Linked DNA regions of Mus musculus: region 2 is linked to region 1. A link is a loop called in an ENCODE intact Hi-C map of the cell type or tissue named here. Cell type or tissue: heart. All regions are shown on one strand.

What was found. A loop is a pair of places that touch in the nucleus more often than their neighbours do. Peaks named below come from ENCODE experiments on the same cell type or tissue, not always from the same donor. Only the 100,000 strongest peaks of a DNase experiment are listed, where the experiment ranks them.
Region 2: a loop joins it to region 1, with 7 times the contacts of the local background. A loop is called at or near these places in 5 of 42 quality-filtered maps.

What each region holds. Positions count from the first base shown.
Region 1 is chr3:111,342,599-111,346,598 of GRCm38, reverse strand. No RefSeq gene overlaps it. Among named protein-coding and RNA genes, the nearest start is that of Gm6602, 540 kb to the left of the region's middle. In heart, no CTCF peak of the experiment used is centred here; no DNase peak of the experiment used is centred here.
Region 2 is chr3:109,524,903-109,528,902 of GRCm38, reverse strand. Vav3 (vav 3 oncogene) reads right to left here. Exons shown (of 27, transcript NM_020505.2): 13 at 2,949-3,034; 14 at 1,357-1,489; 15 at 519-628. Among named protein-coding and RNA genes, the nearest start is that of Vav3, 190 kb to the right of the region's middle. In heart, a CTCF peak has its summit at 2,468 (motif pointing left); no DNase peak of the experiment used is centred here.

The sequences.
Region 1 (4,000 bases):
AACTTCATGAAGTTTGCAAGCAAATGTTAGGAAGTAGAAAATATCATCTTGAGTTAGGTAACCCAAAACCAAAAAAGTTATGCATGGAAGGTACTCATGTGTAAGTGGAGACTAATCCTAAAGGACAGGATAACCATGCTACAATTTAAGGATCCAAGTAAGGCAAATAGCAGAAGCTCCTAGGGTCCAGCTTAGTTGATACTATTGGTCTTCCTATGGGGTTGCCATCCCCTTGGACTCTTCAGTCCTTCCTCTAAGTCTTCCATAGTGTTTCCCAGACCTCAGTCTAATGGTTGACTGTAAGGATCTGTGTCTGACTCAGTCAATTGCTGCTATGGTCTCTCAGAACAACCATGCTAGGCTTCTTTCTGCAAGTGGAACATGACATCACAATATTTAAGACTGTTTTAGAGAAAAAAACTCTATAAATTCAGAAATCAAGGAAAATGAAGGGAATTTTTAGAAATCTAATAATTAATACCATTTTAAAGAGTGAAAAATGCTCTTTCCAGTGAATAAAGAAAAAAAATTCACTTCCCCTGCCATCAACTTCCACTTACATTCACATTTCCTAGAGAGACTATCAGGTATATTAAAACAAAGGTCATGAGTTTCTGATGGAAAGAAGGCCATAGAAAGGCTGAGAAATGGCTGTAGATGGGAGACAGGGAGAAAAGGTGGGAGAAAGAAATCAAAGAAAAACTTATTTGTGTTAAAATGATTTCTTACAAAAATACTAATTTGGTTCATAAAACCTCTGACAAGTAATAAACATCAATGACCAAAATCCACTGTTGGTGTATATAGTATCTATTCATTATCATCAGCAAAACAAATGTGGATGTAATTAGAAATAAAACATAGGTTAGTAAAGAATAGGGACTATCAAATTCTTTTAAAGCAGACATTTGATAACATGTCATGATTTATCTAGTATTTTTTTATTTCCCATGATTACCTATAGAGGAATGTTTTAATTTATTTTTGTGATTATAATATAATGTCAGTGGTTCTCAAATTGTGGATCATGACACATAATGGGGATACAATGCCCTTTTTACAAGGGTCACCAAAGATCATCCCAAAAAACAGAGATTCATGTTATAATTCATAAGTAACAGAATTACAATAATGAAGTATCAAGGAAAATGATTTTATGTTTGGGGATACAACAACATAAGGAGCCATGTTAAATGTACCAGCATTAGAAATATTAAGAACCATTGGATTATGATATGCTTATTTCACCTTCCCTTCTATTTCCTTCTGACAAGTCCTCCCACATACCCTTGTATTGTTGTTTTTAAATCAATGGTTTTTTTTTTCATTATCATTACATGCATATATTTATATACATGTATATTTCTAAACATAACCTGTTCTGTCTACATAATACTTTTTGTATATTTTCAGGGCTATTTGGTATTGGATAACCAATTTGTGTGCTCTTCCATGAAGAAGATTATTTCTCCCACTGTCAACATTTCTTAGCTGTCAGTAATTCTTTGAACAGGACTAAGGCCTCATGTGCTTTCCCAGATCCAAGTTAACATGCCTGTATTTTCCCATTTCACCTCATATATATGAAGTAACAGGTTTGGTGTTAAGCCTTATATCCCCACTTTTCGATTTGGTCCACATAATTTCTATTTAAAAATCCAGTAAGAATTTTATTATTTGCACACTAAACGTGTAAAAAAATAAGATACATGTGATAATTGAAAAGGGTGTTTTAAGCAAAGAATGTATTTTAATTCTAAATAACATGCACTCTTCTAAAAATCACATTTATTTATCTATTATATTTGATATTATACTATCTGCTCTATAGGTACAATTTCATCAAATCTCCTTGAGAGTTTTAAGGTGATGATGTAATTTCTTCATATCATTCATAAGTAGTGAATGATGAGGTAAATGGCTTGCTGACAATCAGCTTGAGTAACTGAATATAAATGTGTATATAATTTTCACTTTCTCTAACCTTTGAAACAATCAAGCTCTATCACTGATGGCTATAGTAACATCAATTATTAACTAAATTCACAGAACACTGAAAAAGACTGGCATAGGTTATGCAATGGATCAACAGAAATAGAGCTTCCACAGGGGACAGGGTGTGAATAGGAAGAAAGTAGGCCAGACCACTGTGCTTCACACTAGGATTGAGTTATTATTATTATTATTATTATTATTATTATTATTATTATCTCTATTCATTAAATTTCATATCCTTTTCACCGCGTTTCTCTTGATAACACATATCTAACTTCTCTTCTAATAGAATTTTTAATTTCTTAAACACAGAATGTACCAGGCTAGACCTGAAGCATTCAATGATGACATAGTGAAAAGAGTGACAAATTAAGTCTTGTGGATACTGCCCTGCAATTTTCACTTCAGATAATCTATCTATCCAATCTTATTCTTCTTTAGAAGCAAAACAGGAATTCGTAGAATTCACAAATTCTCCCACCAAAATTTTAAAGGAGTGACTAAGACAATGAGAATTCCAGTTTCATGTCCCACTGTGGTTGAGAACATCCCTTTGTCCTGGATGATCTGGAGTGTTCCTTACCTTTCAGTAGCTTAAGCCTTCTTGAAAGAAGGAGTCAAGTATGAACCCCAGTTTACTGGTGAAGTATGCATATATCTAAATTGTTCTGAAGGCCTTTGTGAGTTATGTTATCTTCCAAATAGCACCTTCATTAGTTTCATATAAAGGTATCACACTGATTTAAAAAATAAAATTTATTTCTCGTATGTTCAGTAAAATCTAAACTGACTTTCCCTAGGACAAGAATTCACAACTTTCCTAACAGTAAGTCCATTTAATAGTGTTGCTGTGGTTACCCCAACCATGAAATTATTTTCATTGCTATCCCATAATTGTAATAATGTTACTATTATGAATCATAATGGAAATATTTGTGTTTTCTGATGGTTTTGGTGACCCCTATAAAAGGGTCATTCACATGCCAGAAAGGGGTCATGACCCAAAGTTTGAGAACTGATGACCTAGTAGCACTCTGTTTTTTCCATAACAAAGTCCAAGTAATTAACATATATTGTTCAATTACTTCTCACCTTTATTGAATCTTCCTGAGGACTCAATACTGAAAGTAAAACAAGGCCTTGGTTCCCATAAATTTAAATGATGCAGAGGGAGATAGGGACCTGGGTGGGAGAGAAGAGAGGGAGGGGAAAAGGGAGAGAGGATCAGATATGGAAGAGGGGACAGGACAGAAGTCTGGAGGGCCAGGACACTGTATGGAAATAGGCAGCCTGGGGGTGGGGGTGGGGGAGGGATAGATGAGGGTACCCTCTGGAAAGTACCAGAGATATAGGAGGAGAGAAACTCTCAGGACTCAATGAGGGTAACCTTAGCCAAAATGTCCAGCAATGAGGAGAGGGAAATTGAAGAGTCCATTTCCGGTAGATAGACTCGGCATCAAGGAGAGGGACTGGGTTACCAACCCACAATAAAATTTCTGACCCAGAATTGGTCCTGTCTAAAAGAACTGCAGGGACAAAAATGGAGAAGAGATTGAGGGAAGAGCGGTTTAATGATCGGCCCAACTTTGAATCCATCTTATGGGGGTGAGGTAACAAGTCCTGATGCTGTTAGTGATGCTATGATGTGCTTTAAGATGGGAGCTTGCCATAGCTATCCTCTAAGAGGTCATACCAGCAGCTAACTGAGACAGACGCAGATACTTGTACCCAACCATTGTACTGAAGTCAATGGGAAGCCAATGGTTGAATTAGGAGAATGATTGAAGAAATTGAAAAGGAGAGGGATCCCATGTGAAGACCAGCAGACTCAACTAATCCATACCCTTGGGAGCTTCCAGATACTGATCCACCAACCAGGAGCATACATGGGCTGATTCAAGGTCGCTGGCACATTTGTAGTAGAGGTCTGCCTGATCTGGTCTCTATGAGAAAAGTAGTACTTAATCATCTAGAGACTTGAGGCCTCAGGGAAGGGGGAGACCTA
Region 2 (4,000 bases), 1.8 Mb after region 1:
AAATTCACCAGCACTCTTCTCAGAGACCAGATGACCAGCTCACAGTCAGCCCTAGCATCCCTGAACAGAGCCTTTGTCCAGCAGCCTCTAGCAGAGAGCGGCTCCTCTGACTTACCAGTGATTTAAATAGTAGACACAATGGACTCTTAAATGTAGGCTGGGGAGATGGCTCAGGAGGGGCGAGCACTTGCCGGCCAAGCACAACCACCCAAGTGTGAACCCTCAGCACCCAAGGAACAGCTGAGCAGGGGTGGCAGCCAGCCTTCAATCGCAGAGTTTGGGAGGCCCACAGAGAGGATCCCACAGGTAAGGTATCTAGGTAGTCTAGCTAAATCAGTGAGTTCTGGATCCAATTGAGAGCCTAGCTCAATATAAAGGGCAGACACTAAAGGAGATAAAACCTTTGGCCTACACATAACACACACACACACACACACACAGGTACACATCCAACACACACACGTTTGTGCAAGTACACACCACACACACAAATAAATTTTAAAAGTAAAAATACTCACAGAGCCATTTCAAACTGTTCCAGCCATTTTTTCTTTAAATCTTTTGTTTTGCAATAAAATTCTAACCCATTTTGTCCTTGGGTATGGATGAGGTAGAAGCCATAAGACCACTGTGAAAAATGAATATTCTTCAAGTTAATGATTATCACTTGTTAAAAACATATTTTCAGATTCACTGGAGCACCGGCATAGCCATGCATACAAAACCTTATAGCTAACAGCATTAACACTGACGACTGTAACAAACCTCATACTGAGAAGAAAATCAGTTACCAACTTCATATTGATGAGAAAATCATTATTACCATATTGATCAGAGGAACTGGAAATGGTCAGATCAACCAATCATTGGGTCTGTCAGGACCCAATCATAGCTCACAGGAACCTGTACCAAAATCAATCTCTGAAAATTCAATGCCTGATTCAGACAGCAGCATCTCACTCTAATGGACGTATGTACATCTGGCTCCAGATTTTGCAGGTTCTGTACTCAAATATTCAACAACTGCAGATGAAAACAATATGAATTGCATCTGTACCAAGCATGTACAGACTTGTTTCCTTGTCACTATTGCTAAATGATACGGTATAACAGCTGCTTACAGCAACCCAAGTATTGTCTTAGGAATTACAAAGAGCCGAGAGTCGCTTTAAATTATGTAGAAAGACATGCACAGGTTATATGTGAACACTAAACCATTTTATATAAGGGCCCCAAGTATCTGCAGATTCAGGTGTCTGCAGTGGAGGGAGGAGTCTAGATACCAAGGGATGATTATATTTGAATATTCAAAGCTCTGCATAAATTACTGTCCATTGCCACCTCCCCAGTAGTCACCTTTTTATTCTCTTTGTCAGTGGTAGGGTTGTTGGCTATCTTGTACTGCTGGAGATCTATTATTTCCTTCATCTCGTAGTTATCGCCTTTCCTTTTACAGACAATCACTGCCAAGTCGAATAAGAAGATATGCCTGTAAAAGAGAGAGTGTGGGTGACTGACAGCAAACTGTTTGCAAGTGCATTTTTTTTTTTCCTGGCAAGATGTGACTGCACCAGCCAAGCGTTCTTCTGCATTAAGGGCCACAGGCAGGGCCACACAGTAGAAACTGTAAGGAATACAGGCTCACAGGATCATCACTGTCCTTCATGGGGCTCAAGGAGAGATGCTGCCATTCCACCCCAGCTCCCCTCATTTGAACTTAAAGGAAGGGAGGGAGCATTAGAAAAGCAATCCATACACTTTAGAGTCATTGAAAATACTCACTAAGATAGGCCATAAAGCTGCTCATGAATAATTGCTCTCTTTTTATTTCAATGCTAAAATCTCAGAAAAATATTCACAATCAGGACAGTAGATCTTCTACAACCGTAATAGCAATCAATCAAAAGCCTTGAGAACTGTTCGTTCCACAAACAAGACATAAAATAAATCCCCTGGGTCCCCACCCGGGTCGGAATTACTCTCATCCTGGGTGTGCAAACCCACGCTGGAGGGGCGGGGGCTTGTATGCAAATTGCCAGCAGTTACACTGATGATCCATACAGAGTAAGATCGCACCCAAGCTAACTTTAGAACCTGTGCCTTCACTCCTTGTGTTCGGTGTCACAATTTAATGGGTCACCTTAAGTGTAGCTTGGGTGTAAGAGAAACTGCAAGCCAGGAAAGTGATGGTTAACTTTCTGTGTTAATTTTTTTTTTCCTTATTAAAAGCAATGTTAATTGGGGAAGGAAACGAATCTTCTAACCTTATCCAACTGCAATAAATGTGTGCTTTTTAAAACTCTCAATGATTAACACACTTATTCTTAACCAATGATTGTGACAATGACACATTCCCAGTGTTCAAACACTTTCCTCATCTTCAAAGTCAAATGTGTGGCTCCTGAGAACTAGCTGAGGAACCCGGGTATCAAGGTGGAAACAAGGGTCAATGCTGCCCCCTGCTGGTAGACGTTTTCTTCTACAAAGAGTCCGGGGAAACAATCGCCTGTCATGACAGAGAATAAAAGGCCAAGAGTACTAAGGATATTCAAGGACTCTGCCTAGAGGTCTCCCTAAATAAAAATACACTGCTAAACAGTTCCCATTCTGCATTCCTCCCTGGGATGATTTTTATTATTTTCAGTTAATTTCCAAATGAGTCTTTTAAAACAGGCAATCGTGGCTTTACGGCAATCGTCTGGTGGCGTTTCATGATTGAAATGCGTCTTATTTTCGAACATTTTCATTTAGCACCTAAAACCTTAGGCAAATCAACAGAGTGCAGGCTAGAAAGAGAAGTAATACATGGGACATATGTTAGAAAAGGTAAGGGACTGGTGACTGGCTGGCCCCCTGGCCTGCACACCGCCACCTGTCCTAGAATACCTGACTGAAGCCATCATTCCTGGGACAGCAGCTACCACCGTGAGAGTGCACCTGCCACTCACCTTTCTTGTTTTGTATGCTTGTCCAGAGTGGTTATTCGGATTTCACCGTCTCCCTGTGGTCGTCCAAAGAGCAAAACTGGCTGGTTCTAAAACATAGATACACCTTTAAATAAATCTTACGTGTGTGTCTAACCCTTTCACAATCACATAAAAACAGAAGTAAACACCGGGAAAGACATTCTCCAGGACAATGGCCCTATCATGTTGCAATTGATATCATTTTTATTTATTTTAACACATTCACTCTTAAGTGCACAAGACTTGGATACAAGGTAAGATTTGAAAATCAACCAGTCACTACTTCTACACAGAACCTTAAACAGGAAGTGAGCAGACCTGGATCTGAACTGAAAGCCCCGCCCTCCTGAGGACTAGCTTCTGTGTACCACAGGGTATCGTTCAAGTCTCCAAAGGAAGGCAGCAACCAATAGTCTAGCCAACAATGATGCCTATGAACCACGTTAATAACCAACATGCCACAATAGCCATAGGAATACAGGAAGAACTGGCTCACATAGCTTGTCAGTAACTAAGAGCTCTCTAAAAGGACCTAAGGCCCGCTCAACAAGAAAAAAATCATGCCTGGTTCCTCAGGAGGGCGGGGCTTTCAGGTCAGATCCAGCTCTGGTCACTTCCCTTTTAAGGTTCTATGTAGAAGTAGTGGCTGGTTGATTTTTAAATCTTACCTTGTATCTAAGTCCTGTGCAGTTGAGAGTAAATGTGTTATAATAAATAAAAATGATATCGATCCAGGTACCCGGAGTAGGAAAGCCATGGATGTTGAAGGAGAACTAGCAACTACTACCGTACTAAACCAGCTTAATCCCTTACGGCCTTCTAGGTAGATGTCCTTACACTCACAGATCAGTGTACGCCTCATCCCTCACCCGGAAAAGTTCTCTTTGCAGCAGAGACATTGCAGAGAGGCACGGCCAGTGAAAACATAGAACTGTGGAGCACAGTCCCAACTCATCTGACTACAACACACTCCTGCGCCTTGGGCTAAGGAACCATTGCAGAAGAGACAGAAAGATTATAAAAATCAGAAGAAT